2 separate regions of the Homo sapiens genome follow, and region 1 is linked to region 2. Evidence: read pairs that join two places in POLR2A ChIA-PET (ENCODE). Cell type or tissue: GM12878. All regions are shown on one strand. Links, peaks and the distances in the headings refer to the core of each region. The heading gives the core; the rest is flanking DNA. Region 1 overlaps URB2 (URB2 ribosome biogenesis homolog). Region 2 overlaps GALNT2 (polypeptide N-acetylgalactosaminyltransferase 2).

What was found. Peaks named below come from ENCODE experiments on the same cell type or tissue, not always from the same donor. Only the 100,000 strongest peaks of a DNase experiment are listed, where the experiment ranks them.
Region 1: POLR2A ChIA-PET joins it to region 2 with 12 read pairs; 1 of 35 experiments calls an interaction of 5 or more read pairs at or near these places.

What each region holds. Positions count from the first base shown.
Region 1 is chr1:229,659,409-229,669,806 of GRCh38, forward strand. URB2 (URB2 ribosome biogenesis homolog) reads left to right here. Exons shown (of 10, transcript NM_014777.4): 10 at 1-792. Among named protein-coding and RNA genes, the nearest start is that of URB2, 38 kb to the left of the region's middle. In GM12878, for the core only: no CTCF peak of the experiment used is centred there; a DNase peak (open chromatin) is centred at 4,913; H3K4me3 peaks cover 508 bases; H3K27ac peaks cover 485 bases.
Region 2 is chr1:230,139,313-230,149,710 of GRCh38, forward strand. The region is part of intron 1 of GALNT2 (polypeptide N-acetylgalactosaminyltransferase 2); the gene reads left to right. Among named protein-coding and RNA genes, the nearest start is that of GALNT2, 77 kb to the left of the region's middle. RefSeq lists an enhancer at 984-1,576. In GM12878, for the core only: no CTCF peak of the experiment used is centred there; no DNase peak of the experiment used is centred there; H3K4me3 peaks cover 562 bases; H3K27ac peaks cover 577 bases.

The DNA.
Region 1 (10,398 bases), core at 3,931-6,430, 480 kb before region 2:
ACATAGAAAATCCTTTGGGGTTTATGTAGTATATTTTGATGTATTTTACATCGTGTTTTTCTTACTATTTTTTAATACATAGTTTTATGCAGTAAGTATTGCAATAGAATCCTGAAAATTGACCCTGGGATGAGATTAATTCAATAGAAAAATTGCTGACTCTTGGGACCTTTCTGTGTTTGGTTCTCGTCTTGGCTCAGTGGTTTGGTGTTCCCTCGTCTGCACTGGAAACTACATAAAACTTGGCTTTTTACTTTGGGTACATGGGCGTATAATTCAGCCCTGTTTAAATATACTTGCCTTTCAAATTCTTCAAGTAACATGGGAAGTATTCTTGAAATGTCACATTTTCTGCCTTCCCTCTAAGTATGCTTTCTGAAGAAGTCAGGGAAAGTTAGAGTCTGTGGCCTGAGGTGTCTGCTCTGGGTGGCGATAGTGGGCACCTCAGGCAGGTCGGTGACGTTTAGCACAGGTGCCAGGGCTCCTGCCTGCTCCTCCTGTGTTAGCTCTGTGAAGTTCATTTAGGAATTTTTTTTTCCTATGCAGTTTAAGAAATAATCCTAATTGTTTTTTCTTATTACCTAAGCAATATATTTTTATTATAGCAACCTCAGAAAAGAAAAATAAAAGGATAATTTAAAAAACTCATTCATAGTCTCAGTTACCCAGATAACCTCGGTTGTCACCTTGGAGTATCTTGTTGTAGTCCCTTTACTATGTGTATGTATATAGATGTGCATATAAATATATATAGTAGCTAAATTGGATCATAAATGCATTTTTTTAAAGTTACCTTTTTTCCTGTGTAATATTTTAAGTAACTCTGGGTCAGTGAAAACATTCGACATATATTTTTTTTGGCTGCATAGTAGTCCATTGAGTAGATATTGTTGTTTTATTTAATAAGTACACCATGGTTAGACATAGGTATCTGTCCAAATTCCCTTTTATAGATGGTGCTTGCAGCTGAATTATTTTCAGAAGATGAATTCTCATGAGTTGTATTATTTGTCAGAAAACCACATCATTTTTAAAGGATTTATATAAATATTGCCAAATTGCCCCCTAGAATATTACTAATTTATTTTCCTACTAGTGAGTCAACTTTAATATTATTGATTTTTGTTTCTTTATGCTTCCTTGATAGGAGAGAGATGTTATTCTGTTTTGAATTTCTTTAATTACTAAGAGATTATACATTTTTCACATTTACCATTTTTATTTCTTATGTAAATTATGTTTATATAATTATCTTTCTTCTGTAATAGCACATTTCTCAATTGGGATATTTACCATTTTTCTTATTCACTGTCTTTGGGGGAATCATGTTGGAATTCCCTTTTTAATTAGTTCAAAATGCAGACTTTTGAAGTTATTTGAAGGATCATCCTTAAGCAAAGGCTTTTTTTTTTTAACACTGTATTTTCAAGCAGATGTGATTGGAGCAGACAATATAAAATGAATGTCTTTGATACCTAAGAGAAATGGCCCTTGTTTTACGCCCCACATTTGATTTTATTTCCTGTGCTATCTTGTGGGGGCTGGGGGACAGTCCTGCCTTACGCACTGCACATGTCATCTGTTCCCTTCCCTTCCTCATCTAGACTGTGTGTGCAGAGGGCCTTTCGAAGCTCTGGCCACCAGAAATGTCTTCGGCTGGTCTGGCATCCTTTCGCTTAATGCTTTGTGTTGACAGAATTTTGTTTCTGTAGTAAACTCCCTGCAGGAGCCTCGAAGAGAGTCTGGTGGCGCCATTTCTTGTTCACAATTGGAGATGGGTGTTGGTGTGAGCGGGCGACCTTTCAAGGACACGAGCTGTAAACAAGCGGGAGCTAAAACACGGTCTTAGGTTTGCCTCTGGTTCAAGTGCCCAGACCGGAAGCTAACTGTCTCCAAGGCCTTCATGGAGCCATGGCTAGTTTTTCCTGTGCTGAAAGTTCTGAAGGCCAGAGGTGAGGGGACCATCCTTTCCCCCTGCCTTGGGAATGCTGGGTGAGCTGACGAACGTGGAGCAGTTCATCAGGCGTCCTGGTGGTGGCACTGCAGGGCCTTTCGAAGGGAGTTGGCAGCGGCTGCCAGGTAGTCAGCCTTGAAGGAAGGGAAGGACGAAGAGAAGGCTGGGACTCCACCTCCTCCCTGCACAGCTCTGAAGGGCTCTCTGCTGTGTTCCCATTTCTGGGGAAGCAGTCACAGGTTCCTCACAGTCATTTCTATTTGAACTCTAAACGCTCCTCAGCAAAGAATTTGTTTTAACTCCATTTTGCTGATTCATAGGGTAGAAGAAACATGTTTCTGGCTGGCAAATATGGAGGCTCTGTTGTTCATTTTTATCCTGTTAGAATAGACCTCACAAGCAAAGAGAGTTGGCCCAGCCAGCTCTCCACATGGCAGAGTTGGGGACTCAGCTTGGGGAACGGCAAAATGCTGGGCTTCAGAGAGACTGTCCCCACTGGACTTGCTGTGGCTCCAGACCCCCATCACCTGACAGATGTGCATGAATCACCTGTCTGTACCAGGCACGGAGACATGGCCCTGGTCCTCAGGGAGCTTTCTAGTAGAGGACATTGACAATGAGCCAGGAAACAAATAGGCCAGGGGGTGATCGCGGGGTTGGCAGCAAAGCAGACAAGTTCAGTGGCTGGAGAAAGAGGTGATATTTGAACTGAGACCTGCCTGGGTGGTGAGAGGCGCCCCTGGAAGGGCCTGGGGTGCTGATCCTTAATGCCTGCACTGAATCCATGTGGCAGCCTGGTTTTGGCTGAGGGCGGACACCTGAAGGGAGGGGTGGGCGTAAGGGGAGTTGGGTGAGAGAAGGCTCAGCGGGGTGACTTTGCCTGGGATGTTGCCTTGGGCGGTCCTGGACAGTAGTACATCAGGGGGCCCCCAATGGCACAGACAACACACAGCCCCGTTCTCGACCTTGCCCTGCTTGTGGACCACAGTGGGTGGGTCTCCTTCACAGCCTGTCTTCTGCAGCTTCCCGGACTCAGCCTCCTACAGTAGCTGTGGAAACTGCCCAATGTTAAGGAGTGATGTGAAGTCTCCAGAAAAAAAGACAGCAAAGAGGGGGTGTCTACTTGAAGGGATTTGGGGGAGTTTTTTTTTTTTTCGGTTTCTCTTTTTCATTTTTCTTTGGAGACAGGGTCTCGCTCTATTGCCTAGGCTGGAGTGCAGTGGTGCAATCCTAGCTCACTGCACCCTCCAACTCCTGGGCTCAAGCGATCCTCTTGTCTCAGCTTCCCAAGTAGTTGGGACTACAGGTGCACACCACCACAACCAGCTAATTTTTAAGTTTTTAGTAGAGATAGTCTCACTATGTTGCCCAGGCTGGTCTGGGACTCCTGGCCTCAAGCAGTCCTCCCTTCCTTGGCCTCCCAAAGTGCTGGGATTACAGGTGTTAGCCCCCGCACCTGGCCCTGGTTTCTCATAACTCATAGAGGTAACTTTGATTTATTGCCGGCATGCCAGGCTATAGCCTGAATTCTTTTGTCTAATAAGCTCATACGTTTCTGCTTTATGTCTCATAAAAGCCGCTGTAGAGGCAGCAGCAGTGTCGTTTTTGATTCCTCATTCCCTTGTGCAACTTCTGAACACTCTCCTTTTTTTTTAAATTTTACTTTGTCGTTTACCTTTTCCATCTCTTCCAGCAGACAAGTTCAGTGGCTGGAGGGAGAGGTGATATTCACCCTTTCCCCCTCAGCCTGTATGTCTCTCGTGTCTCTCTAATGGATGTTACTTCTGTTGCCCTGTGCTTTCTTGTCCCCACGTCCTTCCAACACCATTCTGCCATCCCCACTCACTGACTTCTCTGCCCTCCCTCCCTGGTGTGTCTGGGCCACCTCTCTCAATCACTCCTGCTTGCTGGTGACCTCTCTTCTTTCCCAGTCTTCCCTCTTGTTTCCTGCTGATATTTTTTGTAGCCTCATGTCCACACTGGGGACCCTTCTGAAATGTCCTGACCCCACATTCCCAGGACTGCCACCCCTGCCCATCTGCCATCGCTGATGTGAGAACTCACACTTGAGCCTCCTTGTTGGACTCTTCTTGGCTTCCCTTGCTCCTTTTTTTTAAGAGGCTGGAGTACAGTGGTGTGATCCTAGCTCACTGCAGCCTCCAACTCCTGGGCTGAAGTGCTCCTCCCATGTCAGCCTCCCAAGTAGCTAGGACTACAGGTGCATGCCACCACGCCTCGCTAATCTTTTTTAAGTAGAGATGGGATTTCGCTCTTGCCCTGGCTGGAATTGAACTCCTGGGCTCAGGTGATCCTCTTGCCTTGGCCTCCAAAGTGCTGGGATTACAGGTGTAAGCCACCGTGCCTGGCCCAATGAGCCTGTTTGTAATGTCCTTTCTTTGGCCTGCCCTGTTGTCCCTCTACCCAGCTTGTTCCCCGTTGCCACCATGACCACTGTGCCTCACTGGCATCCCTAGGTCTGTCACCTCCTTCCTCGTCTTTGGAGTTCCCTGATTGTCCTGCCCTACCCTTAACTCCAGAGCCAGCTCTGTTGAGGGAGAAAGGAATGGAGTCATGGGGATTGATTCTCTACAAAATCCTGTTCTCTCTCTTCTGCTGGGGTCACCTATTGGGAGGAAGATCTCTTTTTTCATCAGAGGGAGAAACATCCATGAGGCAGCATAGCTTTGGGATGTTAGGAGCTTGTGGAGACTGGATTGTTACAATGGTTTTAATGTGAAGTTCTGGTTGATCGTAGAACATAAATATTTGGATGAGAGGAAGGAAGAGGTTTGTGAAATGCTCCAGAAAGAACACAACTAGTAGTAGTGGGAGTGGTTTTTCATTACAAAGGAGGATTGAGGGGATGTGACTCAGTAGACCAGGCTCAACGGAGGTGAAAGTGTGCTGGGGCCTGGGGCGAGAAACACACTCAGAAAAATGAGGCCACGGGAAATCCCAGCAGTAACGCCTGGCCGGCTGCCAAGGTGGTGATAAAGAAGCACCCACAGAAACACAAATCAGTGCACGGCCCTGCGTCTTCCTGTACCTTAATGTCATGCTAGAGGGCATGGCCAACTGTTTCCCAACTATGGCCATTTCAAAGACTCAGAATGGCTGTTCTTGTGGGGACAGATGTGGGTGCCGGTGCCATTCAGTGTCTGGTATTCTCTGACTTGGCATGCAGCCTGCACTGGTATTTTCTCTAAGCCCTCTTTGAGCTTTATAACAGATTAAATCAGGCACACAATCTCTTCCCATCTAACCATAGCCCTCTGTCTCTCGAGTCTCTGCTATCACTTTCCCTGCTGTTTATAGACACACACAGAATACTCTTAATTTATCTTCAGTCTCGATCCTGTTATCCTCTCACATTTCCATCAGCCTTTTCTCTTGACTACCCAACAATTATAAGGAGTCTACCTTTGCTCCTTGGTCATCCTTCCCATCAAAACTGCCCTCTGAAAGACACCTGGCTTCACGAATGTGTGGTAGGTCCTTGACCATCGCTGGACACCCTTGGCTGGTCGGACCCCCCGCTGGCTCTCTGCATCCTCTAGGGCCTCGACTATCTCTGATGCTCTTGGTTACCTTTTTCTCTCCCTTCCCCTAAAATACTGGTGTCCTCAAGGATTAATCCTTGACAATTCTCTCTAGACCTTCTAACTTTCCTGACCTTCCACTCCCTGATGTCACCATTGCCTCTGGGCAAGTCCTTTTCAAACTTGCCAATTTCTGCTCATTGAATTGAGTTGAAAATCTGGAAGACATAACCAATTCCTCACTCTCCTTCAGTCCCAGCTCTCACTAGCATCTTCCCTCTTTTCTCTTACTGCCTGTGGTCACTCATCCTAGAGATTGTTTCTAAATAGTCCTAGTGGTTGTCCCTCCATCTTCCTTCAAACCTCCAAAGAGTCTCCTTTCAAAAAACAAATTTCTTTTTTTTTTTTTTTTTGAGACAGGGTCTTGCTCTGTTGCCCAGGATGGGTTACAGTGGCATGATCTTGGCTCACTGCAGCCTCTGCCTCCCAGGTTCAAGCGATTCTCCCACCTCAGCCTCCTGAGTAGCTGGAACTATAGGTGCGTGCCACCATGCTTGGCTAATTTTTATATTTTTTTGGTAGAGACGGGGTTTCACCATGGTGGCCAGGCTGGTCTTGAACTCCTGACCTCAGGTGATCCACCATCCTTGGACTCCCAAAGTGCTGGGATTACAGGCATGAGCCACCACGCCTGGCCTTATGATGACTTTTGGAAACTCCATCTAAAATCCCACCCACCTGCCTTGACCATCCTGTCCCCTTTTTCCCTGCTTCATTACTTTTTCCTCAGTATGTGTTGCTCTCCAATTTACTAGGTGTTTTGCTTATGCATGTTGTCTGGTGTCTTTTTTCCCAGTAGAAGTTAAACTCCGCATATGCAGGGATCCTGTTTGTGCTACTCACAGCTTGAGTATGGACCCGAAATGGGCACCTGGCACATAGTAGGTGCTCAATTAATACTTGTTGGATGAAGAATGCCCTGGGAATACTGGTCTTCCAGCAGAGTAGAACAATTTGAAAACTGCGCTCCACCCGCCTGTCTCCATAAATGTCAATGAATGCGTCTTTGTAGAATAAATATTTGAATTAAATTTTCCATGCACTATGTGTGGCTGCGTGGCCTGACTGTACAGAGGCTGCAGTTTACCACAGCAAAGTGTTGCTGATGCTTCCTATTACAATGCGTCATTGTTTCACTAAACACCCACAGCTTAGGTTTTCAGAAAATCTGGAAATGTGACATTAGCTTCCTGATTGTCTCAATTTCCAGATGCATTCATCCCTAATCCAGCAAATGTCAGGAGGGCTGCTTTATACTCTGGGGGCTGAGGTTTTCAGCACCTGTTTGCCACACACCTAGTTCTGATTGTCATTGGGATTGGAGATACAGGCAGAAGACAGCTCTGCCAGATTCGACTTTCTGATGAGGCTCCTGTGACATGTACTGCTGCTGGCGCTGGCTTGTGGTGCTGGAAGTGCAGGGTCTGGTGGCTCCCTTTGCAATGGGAAGTTTCAGAGGAGCTGGGCTGGTGAAAAGCAGCTGTTCATCCACAGCACATCTGCATGGAGCAAGGGCACTGGGGAGACTTAAATGTCCACTTCTGGGATTCTCTGGGTGGCATTTGGATGCCACTTTTGATGGACAGGTTGTCAGAATGATAGCATGAACGTCCACGGCTGGTGCCTTACGCGTGCATGCAGCAATTGCTAGTGGTTTCCTCCAGCTTCTTGAACGCATATTCATCACAGATGGGGCATCAGTCTGAGGGATTCTTCTTCCCTCCTTAGAAGACAATGGGGAGAACTGCCAAGGTTCCTTTCAAGGTCTCCAAAAGGGCAAATGTTTCTGTCTTTGGAATACTCACTTTGGAATGCTTTATGGGAAACTGTCCAAATCCCAGGTGGTATTTTCTTTTGCTGTGTGGTGGGAGCAGGTGCAGTGATTCAGATGGCTGCATGCATTGGACAGACACCTGCAGCAGGGCAGACAGAGCTGTGAGCTGGGGAAATAAATAGCTGTTCTTGCCTGTGGGCTTCTGGAGTACGCAGGGTTTTGTAATTAACCTTTTGTTTATCTTATAGAGCAATTTTGTTGCTTCTTGCTAAGATGCAAAGGACTTTTTGTGAAAAGACTATATAAGCAGAGATTAGGAGATGGCTGCTCAAAACCCAGAGAGTGGTGGGGGTGAAATACCCTCTCTCATCTCGGAATCCGTTTTAAATCTTCATCTAGTTCTTCAGTAATCTGACGGCTGCCTCACTCTGGCTAGGCTTGGGCTTCTGGTAAGTGAGTGAAGGCTGCACTCTGCTGTGTTGAGCTCCCTTCTCCATGCTCAATTCTTGAGTACCCTCAGAATCAGAGAGCTGGGGTGTGTCCAGGAGTAAGAAAAAGCTAACATGCTTCTGCTCAGGAACTGTAACTTCTACCTTTCTCCTCAAGGCTGAGGTTTTTAAACTGGCCTTCAGGGGAGCCACAAACCCGCTGAGAACCCGTACCAGTTTCTGCTTGTATGTGCACTTTTCTGGGTGGGCCCATGGCTTCCATTGATTCTACCTTAGTGCAGGCTTCCAGAAAGCAAAGTAAGAGATGGAGGACACAGGTGCTATTACTTTATTATGGAGTTCAATCTCAGCAGGAGCGAGGGACGTGGGGCACCAAGCATAGAAAGAGCTAATAGGAGGGCATGTTCTACCCCTGCCCTGTGAGCTGCACCTGCATTGTCTGGGCATCTGGTGGGGGAGTGGGGAGGAGGCCTCTGTCAATAGAAGAACTGGGGCCGGAGGTTTGGTGCAGTCAGGTTGTGTCTGTAGGAGGTCAAAATCCACACAGCTGGAATGAGAGACAGGTGAGGTCCAGAGGCTCTGCAGTGGGGCAAAGAGGTATCTGATGCAGATTCTCCAACTACCTGCTTAACTTCAAGTCTGCTTCATACAGTTGTATGGTTTGTGCACTGCCCAAAGATTCCTGGCTGAGGGAACAAGTTGGGACCAGAATCTGACCTGAGCTCTCTTTACAGAGTCTTGTACCTTTGTCCACCCAGAGCAGGTGCCTTTTCCAAATTAGCTCAGGGGGAGCTCTCTTCACCTGGTTTTCCAAAGTGACCAGTCAGGGGTAGGTTGCCCCGTGTATTAGTCCATTTTCATGCTGCTGATAAAGATGTACCTGAGACTGGGTAATTTATAAAGAAAAAGAGGTTTAATGGACTCACAGATCCATGTGGCTGGGGAGGCCTCACAATCATGGCAGAAGGCAAAAGTCACATCTTACATGGTGGCAGACGAGAGAAAATGAACACCAAGCAAAAGTATGTTCCCTTTATAAAATCATCAGATCTCGTGAGACTTATTCACTACCACAAGAACAGTATGGGGAAAACCACCTCCATGATTCAGTTGTCTCCCACTGGGTCCCACCCACAACACGTGGAAATTATGGGAACTACAATTCAAGATGAGATTTGAGTGGGGACACAGCCAAACTATATCACCCCGTCCAGCCTCCTTTTCCTTAGCTCCCTTCACATTCTAGTTTCTGCCTGAGCCATCAGGCCCTGTGGCCCAGACCAGGCATCTTGAACTATATCCCAGACCCTCCTCATGAACAGAATCACTGCTCAAAAGTCCTCCTTTTTTCACCTGCCCTGTGCTCTAGTCTAGATTCTGATTTCTTGTGGTGAGTTGGTGTTGCCTTGGATTTCTTGTGCCTGCTCAGATCTGTGGATTTGGCCCTAGGTCCTTTTTCTTTCTTCCTGTTGGCCTCCTCAGCTCCCTCCCTCCTTTCTGCCAGGTATTCCCTGCAGGCCTCAGCGTCAGGGCTACCTCTATTGACAGGGGATCCTTGGGCGTTCGGGCCATAGTTTTTCTTTGGTGAATAAATATGTATGGCTTACAAAACATGTGTTTCTAAATTTATGAAATTATATGTATGTTTATACATTCATTCGTGCTTTCATTTAGCCAACATTTATTAAGTTTTTTACATAGCAGAAACCACTTCATAACTGTGAGACTCTGGATAAATCACTTAAGTTTCCTGAGTGTCATTTTCTTCTCTGTGAAATGGAGGTAATAATGATTGGCTCCGGTGTGGTCCTGCACCTTGAACAAGATAGTGGACTTTAAAGGGCTTCATCAGATGCCAGCCCAGAAGGTGTCCAGTGGGTAAGAATGTCCCCCCTGATGCCATCCCTTCATCTGGTTCCCAGTGGGGAATATGATGAAGTGGCTGCTACCCAGGAGCTCATGGCCATTCTGCTTAGTTCCAGTATACACGAGCTCTCTGGGGATGGCACCTCTCACTCTGCCATGCAGTGGTGAGAAGTAACTATTCTGGAATTGTCTTATCTCAGCCCTACATACTATTTTCAGTGTCTGTGTTTCATTTTTCTTCTAGAACATGCCTCCCAGAGTTGTTGAAATAATTAAGCTAGGTGCTATATGAAGAGAACTTAGTGTGTGGCACATAAACAATAAGGGTTCAATAAATAGTGGCTGTCATCATCCTCGTCATTCTATAGCCAATGAGAGAAGTGAGTTGAAATAAAACCTGGCTTAAGAGCCAGTTATATTTGAAATTATTAGTGTTGGCTCGTTGCCTGTGGGTGTCTGGAGAAAACCATTGGTTCCAGTTCCTGGAAACAGACCAAGCCAGTGCAAAGGTTTCTTGATGTAAGAACACAGTGAATCTGGTCCTGCAAGTAGGCAGATGCCCTGGACTACCATTATGGTATGTGGCCTTGTCATCTGGGGTCTTGAATTAGGGTTTTCATCTCTCTGGGTTCACCTCGCACGCTGCTTGGTCTTTAGAATAAAGATTGAGGTTATCAAGACCTAGAAAAATGACTTTTCTGAACTTGAAATATTTCCTTTGAATGCTCAGGAGTCAATATACTTTTGTTATTCAGA
Region 2 (10,398 bases), core at 4,696-7,195:
AAGTGCTCCTTCCTGGCCACATGTGTCCCTTCTGATGAGAAGTTTATCCCTCTCGGTTCCCTGCCACAACTTCCAAGCTGCATGGGACACACCAAGACCCCTCTTCTAGGCTAAGACAGCACAGTGCAGCCTGGAGTTCAGGGTCTCAGCCTCTGCCTTCAGCAACGCCTCACTCCTCCTGCCCCATGAAGGGAGGACGGTTATTCTGCAGCAGGGCTGCTGGCACTGGGCCTGGAGGGGAGCCACTGTAAGCCTATCAGGCAGTCCAGAACCAGCACCTGTTCCACTGACAACAGCTAGAATTGTAAGAAAATGGCCACCAATGGAAAGAGCAGTAGAATAGTAAGGGATTTTTTGTTTTTTGGTAAAATTCCAAGGAAAATACAAGCAAAGCACTGCGAGCGTAATAATTTGCCGTTGCATGGACTAAGGGGTAAGGAAGGATGAACTGGTGTATTAAAGGAAATCCAGTTTCGTTCCCACCTATGAAGATTACTCAGGTTTATGGAGAGTTGTTTTGCTTTGGGCTGTTGCGGAAATAATCTACTTGGAATGAAGTTCTTTCAGCTCCTGGGAACCTTTAATTGTCCTGTGGGCTGGTCATTCAGGTTGTACATCCACAGACTCACAGAATTGCGTAGCCCTGGGAGGAAGGGACCATAAAGATGAATCAGCCCAGCCTTCCTCAGACATCCTGCGACCACCCCAGGCCCAGAGAGGCTGTGCCTGGTCCAGGCTGCCGGGTCCCTGCGTCAGCTGTACTGGAACTGTCTGCTGAGTGCGCCCTCCCCCACGGGGCTTCTGTCTGCTTCTTGGACACCCCTTTCTTCCCCTTGGGGGTCGGCTTTTTAATGGCCAGCTCACCTCTGCCTGAGAGGAGGAATGAATCCCAAGGCTTGGGTTTAGGGGATGGCTCACCTCTGCCAGCCTGTGCTTCATGTTTGGAGACAGGTGATGGTTAACCAGGCAACAGTCCCTGCCAGTAGTGTGTACACAGACAGTAGTGTGGCTGGTAGGTTTGGCCAAGGCCTGGAGTTGGATTCCTACCCCTGCCACTGCCTGGCTCCACTGCCCTGGGCCAAGTCCCTGCCCTTCCCAGTGCCCCAGCCCCTGGACAGCAGTGCCTAGGTGACAGAGAGTGGTCCCTGTCCTACTGAGGGGATGGGAGCACAGTGGAGCGTGACTTCCCGTGAAGCTGCTGTCCGTTGCTATAGAAATCCAGCCTCGGAACCGGGAGTACTGTCAGTGGTGCTCGGGAAACTTCCCCCTTCCTCCAGCCTGTGCTTCCTGGAGTGACGCGCTGCCACAGCTGGAGGCTTCTCTGCAAACGTGTATTATGGTTTTATCTTCTCCCCTCCCACAATGAGTTCTGTCTGTGTCAAGTGTTTAGAGATCATTCGAACCTTTCTCCTCACCCCTCCCTTCCCCTTTTCCTCAGGGAAAAGCTTGTGCATAACTCAGTAGTAAATGAATTGTCTAAATCATGTAGCAAAACACAAAATAATGTGACTCCCAGTAGTATATGCCATTATACAACCCAGCTGTACAGTATTTCAGTGTATTCAGAGGACCTCTTTTCCATTACCAAGTGATAGTGTGGAAGGGAAGATACGTATCCTTTCTAGTTCTGAAATAGCTATATTCTTATTTTCTCTGCTTTTGTGTCATCATTGAAAAATTCCAGCATTCGTTGCAAATGTGTGTCTATTTTGAAACAAATGACAAACGAAACAAGAATGCATAGATCTGTAGGTAACCATGCTTAAAGACATTCTGTTTCTTCAAGGGGAATGTGAGTGAATGTGAATTGGATCACCCCACAGGAGATTAGTAGGAACTGATTTATTTTGTTGGCAACATTTGTTGACAGTGTGTCCTGGAGTCTTAATATTACAGCTGAAAGGAGAGATCCTGCCCATCTTAACACTGCGCAGAAGGGACTCGTACAGGCTCTGGCTCCAGACCCGGGCTGGGTTCCTTACTTTGTTTTTAATCCTTAAAAGTTGGTAAAATACATACATCATAAAATTTGCTGTCTTAACCATCCTTAAATTTACAGCTCAGTATCCTCACGCATCCACAGAACTCTTTCATCTTGCAAAACTGAAACTCTGTCTCATTAAACACTGACTCCCTTCTCCCCTCCCCTCCCCCTGGCAACCACCATTCTACTTTCTGTCTTCATGAATTTGACTCCTCTAGGTCCCTCATGTTAGTGGAATCATCCAGTATTTATCCTTTTGTGACTGGCTTATTTCACTTAGCATAATGTCCTCAGGGTTCATCCATGTTGTAGCGCGCGTCAGAGTTTTCTCCCTATTTAGGGCTGAATATTCCATTTTATGGTTAGGCCACATTTTGTTGATCTAGTCACCCATTGATGGACACGTGGGTCCTTATGGCTATTGTGAATAGTGCTGCTGTGAAATATGGGTATACAGATATCTCTTCAAGACCCCGCTTTCTTTTGTTTTCCTTTTTTTTTTTTTTTTTTTTTTGAGACAGGGTCTCGCTCTATTGTCCAGGCTGAAGTGCGTGCCACAATCATATCTCACTGCAGCATCAAACGCCTGGGCTTATTTTCCCGCCTCTGCCTCCCAAGTAGCTAGGATGACAAGTGCTTACCACCATGCCAGGCAAATTTTTTGTTTGTTTTTTTGTTAGAGACGAGAGCCTCACTGTGTTGCCCAGGCTGGTCTTGAACTCCTGGCCTCAAGTGATCTTCCTGCCTTGGCCTCCCAAAGTGCTGGGATTACAGGTTTGAGCTACCACCCCTGGCCGAGACCTTGCCACCACACTGCTTAATAAAAGGCTGGGCTGCATTTTGGGATTAGGACCTCCTGTGGAGGTGGGGGGAGGGTGGGGAAGGAGAACGGTGGCATCCCAGCCAGGAAGCATGAGGGATGGCATCCGTCCACCAGGCCACAGGAAGCATAAGGGATGGCCTCCATCCACCCGGCCACTTCTTTCCACATCAGCATTCTTCCGCACTTGGGCCACACAGGGTCTGCGAGAACTCCAGGTGGCTCTTAGAGTGGCACTGACCAAGTAGTCTGTGTAGGGGGACTCACTGTGCCCCCCATGCTCAGAGGCTGTATGGTGAAGTCGTTAAGGGCCCGGGCTTATATCCAGCCCCGCCAGCTGATCACTCTTGATCTGGGGCAAGTAACTTAACCTCTGTGTGCCTCTGTTTCCTCCTTTGTAAAATGGGGAAAAAAGTAGTACCTACCTCCTAGGGCTCTTCTGAGGGTGACCTGGGTTAATATAATTAAATATACCTAGTACGTGCATAGTAAGCACCATTTAAGTGTCTAGAACATTATGGGTAAAAATACGCCTGTGCTTTGGTGAGTCTGGAAGTCTAAAGTGTAACTTTCCTAAGCTGGTCGTTGCCTGCTCTGTTCACCTAAGTTCGCATGCTCATTTGCTGAATGCTGTCTGCATACTTGCTGGTCAGCTACTTCTTGTCCTCTGTCTTACTGTGGGGCCTGCGTGGGAAGGCTGGGTTTTTCTGAACACTTGCTTATAAATTATCCTCCTTCTGTTCATTTAAAGCCAGATGCTCTCTATGTGAGAATTGGCCCGTACCCTGGGAGAAGGTTTGAGCTCTCCTGGGTCCTGGGGGCCAGCAATTCCAGGAGAGCCATTTCCTTCCTGTGGCTGCTCTTCAGAGCAGCAGCCTGCAGGCTGGGCCCATCCCTGGTTCAAACTGTTTTTAGGGGAGTGGGCTGGAGAGCTGCCCAAGTCCATGTCTGAGCAGCTGGTGAAGAGAATGGTGCTGGCTCCTCTAGGCTTCTGGTACTCCTGGAGCCTGAGTCCAGAGACTGAACCTCCTAGTCCTTCCCTTGCAGTGGATTCTGGGAATTGGGGTACTGGGCACTGTCAGCCCCATTCCCTGTGAGCATCTGGGCTTTGGGCAGGGTCCTCACTCTCTCTGGCTTTCAGTTTCTGCGTGTGAAAAATCAGGGGAATCCGCAGCCTGAGAGCTTCTCTGGAAGGTGTAGTTAGTTTTTGGTAAGAGATGTCCAGTTGTTTGCAGCAGCTGCTAGGAATGAAATGCAGAACTGGAGACATTCGAGAGCAGAAGAGCAGAAGCAGCAACAAGGTGTGGTGTGTGCAGGTTCCACAGTCACACAGCACCGCTGCCCATCCTTCATGGGGTCCTGAAGTCCCATGCAGAACTGCGGGGTGGTCCTGCTGAAGTTCTTGTGGATGCTGCTGCTGACCTGTAAAGAGGCATGGCAGGTGCAGTAGGGGCCAAGGAGAAAGAGGTCGTCTGTCGGCCTGAACACTTCCTTGGTTTTTTCTTGGCTTTACGCAGCATGTTGCTTTTCACATGGGAAAGTGTCAGCCCCACGCTCTTATTAAAGCATTGAGTTCTTCCAGGCCTCTGTTGCTGCTCTGATAACTGAAAGGGTATTGTGCTTGTCTTTATCTGCCACACGCACGTGGGTGACATTGATGCGCCAACCAGATGCCCCCAGCTGTGACAGGCAGAATTTAACTGTCGCCCTGCTCAGCGATCACCAGCTCATCTTGTTTGTCCTGATGATGGTCCCTCCTGTTATTTGGCTGTTTGTCAGATATCAAGAATTTTCTTTGTAATTAGGCTTTAATTGCTAACTTTTAAATTCTAATCACTTTCAAAATAGCACTCTTTTAAATGGAGGTGACACATCTTAGGACATTCAGAACGATACCTCCTATATTTGCCAGAACATATTCCACTTACAAAAGCAGCACCTGCGAGTGCTTGACAGCTGTGTCGTGGGAGGTGGCTTGATGCAGATCCTCCTGGCCACACCTGGATCGGGAGGCAGAGCAGGTTGGGGTAGGAGACGTCTCCGTGCTGCCTTCTGGGCCACATGTCAAAGAGTTGACACTGTTATTTCACAACCCTCTCCCTGTATCTAGAGTGACCATGCTATTTAGTGTCCAGACCTGAGTGCTTTTGAGAATGAAAGGGGAAATGTTAATAATTACATGGAGACAGTAGTTAGTATCCAGAACATTTGTCCTGTTTTGTGCCTGAAACCAAGAAAGACTACTACACTCGGCTTCTCTATAACCAGAGGATCACAGAGCCAGCGTCACCCGCAGCACCAAATGATAAAAGCTCAGAGTAGCCGGTGCCTGCATGTGAAGGGCGGTTTGTGTTCCTCGCTACTGGAAGTAGGATTATGGTTGTAATAATTATGTCGACTTCAGTATTTTTTCCTTAAGAAAGTTTTATTGTGCCAACATCTGCAACAATAGACGCTGTATACTCTTAGGTACCAAGCACCCACCAGGATTTCGCCATGCTTATTTTGTCTTTTCCTGTTTATGCCTGTGTGTGTGTGGTGGGGAGTTAGGGGTGGTAGTGGTGTGTTTTAAAGCAAATCTCGGATGTTATTTTTCTTCTTGTGATGCTTACTTCAAAGTAAGTACCACTAACCTTGTGCCAGTGTTCTTATGTGGGGTGAGGATTAATTAAAGACTAAGGGATTTGAAGAGCAACTATAAAGTATTAAAAAGCCTGGGAGTAGGTGGTTGATTTGGGGCAGAGGTTATGGTGTTGCTGATACAGTGGCTTCTAAGCTTCTTGTGGGAAGGATGAGTTTATCTTTGGCAGCCTTCAGTGATCTCCCCGCAGGCCTTGAGGTGAGATGTGTAGTGATGTCAGGCTCCTCTCTTGCTTGGTAACCTACAAACCAAGCAAGGTGAGAGGCCCGGCGGAGCATCCCAAGGGTCTCCCGATGGCCACTCCAGAGCTGCGTCATCTGTTTTCTGCTGCAGCATCTGCAGGCTCTCACTCATCCCGTTACACTTAGAGCGACCCATGTGCCTGTGGGCCCCTCCTGCCTCAGTACCAAGACTGTCCTTGGCACCCCCTCCCCAACCCCATTCTCAGATCGCCCCCTGTGTTGCTTGTTAGCAGGCAGGTTCCAGTGCAGACTGGCCGAATCTGAATTTCTCAGTGAGCGTCTCAGAAATCTGCACTGTCAGCTCCCCTGACCCCTAAGTTTGTGGGGTTTCCTGGCCAGGCCTCAGACTCTGGCAGTCGGGCCTGGGCCTTCTGAGGGGGTTTGTCCTGGAAATCCTGTCTTCCCCCAAGGGAAGCTCCCCCAAAGGAACCCTTTTAGGTGTCTGGTGTTTGAAGCCAGTCCCCCATTTCCCTCTGTTTTTGTTGTTATCACATACTGTAGGGATGGTTGTAATAAATACAGACTTTTAGAGAATGCAGCCAACTTGGTGGTTCTCTGGGGATTCCTCCGCTGAGGTCGGGGCTTAGACATTTACACGGTTTTCTTTTGCCTTTTGAGATTCTTATCCACAGCTAGTTGGTTGAAAGCCACCCACCTTGGCATAGTGCCAATGGGGGCCTTGCCCCGTGTGGTGCCTGATGCAGCACAGCAGGACGTCAGGCAAGCCCAGACGTCAGGCAGGCCCAGAACGTCACCTGTCTTCTTGGTGGCAGTGGTTCCATCTGGACTTGGAAATACCATGTTTGAAACAAGGTCCCTGTAATTACTTAATTGTAAAGAAATGAGAGGTAGCATTTCGGCTTGCTTGCCTGCCTGCCCAGCCCCTCTGGGAAGTGTGCCTTTCAAAGATGCTCGCCGCTTGCATTTTTATTATCCTGTGATTAAGAGAGAAGACGTTGGTCCACTCCTTGTCCAGGCTGCTTTGGGCTGTAGTGGACCTGCTTCTGGTGTTCCTTGAGGTTCTGCTTTCTTGTGAGGGTTCTTTTTTCTCTCTGCTTCTTATTAATCTGTAGCTGCTTATGTTTTTTGGCTTGGCTAAAAATAAGCACTTTTCCTTCTTCCTCCTGGGTTAGGAGTGAAAAAGACAGTCTTTGTATTTCTGCTGTTTGGAGTTGGATGTGAGAAATTGATAAGCTAAAAGACTGTAGTTATTTTTCCCCTCCCTTTTCATGTATCTCGTTAGGGAGCCCTGGAGGAGGAAGCTTTGGGAGGAGTCCCGCGCCTTCTCTCCCGCACCAGGTCTGAGAACTTGTTCGCAGCTATTCATGTCTTATGTGTGCCTGGTCACCCCTCTTCCTCTTTCAGTTTTGTTTTTTTGTTAATAGCTAAATCACATTTCTGGTTATTTCCTTAATATGGACAGTATTTTCATTTCCTCTGGAGGTGTTGATCGGAGGCCACTGCCTGCCTCCCTTCCTGACCCGGTTGGAGTGAAGCAGGTGTGGGCTCAGAAAAGCCTGCTTGGGAAGCACTCCTGTGTTCATTTACAACTCAGCCACCTTATACCAACCATACACTGCACACTCAGTATTAGATGAGAAAGGAGCAAACTCGGCTCTCAGGGAGCTGGGGCATTTAGGAAAAGGAAACAAATTAGTATAGTAAGATGCATTAATGAAACGGCATTGGGACTAACCTGGAGGGATGGCCCAGGTTGCAGGGGGAGGGGTGGGAAGGAGAGAGGGCATAGGGTGGGTGTCGTGCATGTAAGTGAAATGGCATGCCAGGGGCTGCACGCACCTCAGAGCGGCCCCACGTGTTGGCGGGGAGGCGTTATGCTGGAAACGTGACCTGTGAGGAGGTTAGGTAAGAACCACGCAGGGTCCTGTATGCTGCAGTCCAGAGCTGGCTACCGCCTGCACTGTCAGATCTCGGTGTCTGTCCCGCTGGCCGCACTGTGTGGGAGTCGTGGCAGGGGACAGACAGGAGGCAGGTGGGCCACTAGAGCCCAGGTGAGAAGGGAAGCAGGCCTTCAGCTGTGGCAGGGTGAATTGGGAAGGAGGGGCCAGAGTTAGAGAAACAGGAGGCAGTGTCTGCATATCTGGCCAGCTGGTGAGATGTTGGGGATGAGGGGTGGGCAGTGCCAAGCTGGGGGAGATTTCAGACCATGATTCTCAAAAGAATGCTCTCTGATTTGACAGCATCCTCAATTTGGAGGAATTACCTTTGTGTTCCTTCCAAGATGTTGTCCCTGGACTGATGAACTGAAACCCTTTCCTCTGGCATTTTCTAGTTTCCAAGATCGACCGTGAATTATAAAGACTTCATTTTATTCAACATTCATTGTGTTCAAACCTTCTAGCTGAAAGCCGCCTACTTTGGGGTTAAGGTGTGGGTTTGCCTATATTCACTTTGCTGTCCTTGACTCTTGGCCAACATTCCTAGAGCCCCTGCCACGGGACTGCTGTGGGCTGAGACTGGTGTCGCCTCTCCCTTGAAAGCATGGCCTGCTCTGCCGTGTGCCTGGCTTGGCCACTGGTTCTCCTTTCCTGGTCCCGCGGGGGCTTTTCTTTTCTTCTCTGTTGTAAAATAATCTCAGGCCAGGGCCACTCCTGGCCTACTCTTCGATTCTGCGAACAGTGGCTGGCTAGTGGTGTGGCCACATTCCCCTGCAGTGGTTGAGGCTAAACAGTCACTGTTGAGAGAAGCTGCCTTCCTCCTCCAAGAGTCCCTCCTTCCTGCCCTGTTGCCCTCTTCCCGTTGAAGGAGAGCTTCTGTCTCCTGAGTGAGGGCCTCAGCTCTGCCTGTGGGTCACCTCTGGCTCCCAGCCTGGAAGGCATTGCAGGCTTCATGAAGAGAGCTCGTCTTTAGCTGCTATTTCTAAGCATGATTGCTTGTTGGAGGTTGGCAGTGGTAGATGCTCCTAGCACACGTCCACACCTTCAGGGCAAACGCTCTGTCCCCAGACACTGTCCCTGTTTAGTTAGTTTCCTAAACTATGATCACTCAGCAACCTCGAGGATAGTCACTGTATTATTACATACAGGTGCAGCCCTCTTACATACCTGTGTGTGTGTCCAGCCCCACTGGACACATGCCTCCCACTTGCCCACACTCTTCCCCATCCCGCTTTAAAGCTTCAAATCTGAAAAGACAGTGGCGCTGCGTGGCTGAGAGCCACGAGGTGGACTTTAGGTGAAGGGCTGCCCACCGGCACAACCAGATCAGTGGCCAGCTCGGGGCGTGCACAGTGCACTCAGAGGGAGAGCCCTGTGGCACTGCGTTATTTTCCTCCTAGAGCTGAAGCCAGAAACCTGATAGGGAAAGGGGGCGTTTTCAGGGCTGGAGTAGTTCAGCACAGTCCCTTCCTCACTGTGGACTCCTTTTCTAAATCTGCAAGTCACAGGTAACCTGGGTGCATCCAACAGGTCCCACAGCCCTGGAAAGCCCTCGTTTAACACAAGTGCTCTCTGTCCTTGCTGCAGAGGCGGCTCCACGCCTTGCTTCTAGCGGTCCCTCACTCGCCTTCCGGAGTTAACTCCAGGGTGTGGGTCAGCCTTTTCAAGGGGTTTTGTTTTCTTTTTTTTTCTTTCTTTCTATTTTTGTTTTTGAGACAAGGTTTGTTGCCCAGGCTGGAGTGCAGTGGTGTGATCACAGCTCACTGCAGCCTTGATGTCCCTGGGCTCAGGTGATCCTCCCACCTCAGCCTTCCGAGTAGCTGGGACTACAGGTGTGCACCACTATGCCCAGCTAATTTTTGTATTTTTAGTAGAGACAGGGTTTCGCTCTATTGCCCAGGCTGGTCTCAAACTCCTGGGCCCAAGAGATCCACCCACCTCACCCTCCCAAAGTGTTGGGATTACAGGCATAAGCCACCATACCCAGCCCCACTCCTCCCCACCTTTTTTTTAAACAGGGCCTCGCCCTGTCACCCAGGCTGGAGTGATCACAGCTCATTGCAGCCTTGACCTCCTGGGCTCAAATGATTCTCCTGCCTCAGCCATCTGACTAGCTGGGACCACAGGCACGTACCACCACGCCCAGCTAATTTTTGCATTTTTTGTAGAGACGGCGTTTCTCCATATTGCCCAGGCTGGTCTCGAACTCCTGGGCTCAGGCAGTCCACCTGCCTCAGCCTCCCAAAGTGCTGAGATTACAGGCGTGAGCCACTGAGCCTAGCCTACTTGTTTAATTCTTGATTGCTTGATTTCAGAAGGTGCTGCTTCTGCTTTTATGGCTCCTGAAGTCATTTTATGGTCTTGACCTTGTCTCTCCTGGAGCGGGTGGGAGGACATTGCGAGGCCACCTAGATTGGACTTGTGTGGTTGAGCACTGGGTTCAGGAACATCCCTGGAGGGTGGGTGATGGTTGCTGCCTGCTTGCTGTTTTATAGGGTGTTTCTCTTACAGGCTGCCAATAGCTTGGTGGTTTGAGCATCCTATTATTGCAGTGATTCTTAGGTCTGGCGTTGAGGGCAGCAAGATTTCTGCCTAAACATAGTCCTTCTCTGTAGTAGTGATTCTAGGATGAGCCACTGTAGACAGGGGCATGTATTGAGTGCAACAAGCGGTTGAGGGACCTTAGATTTTGAGGGTTTTTAAAAACCGCCTGATTGGTTTGTGTGCGTCCTGCCACAGTGTTACCTAGGTGGGCTTAATGAGGTGGGAGTGGGCTTTTTGTTTTGTTGTTTTATGCCTCAGCCATGTAAATA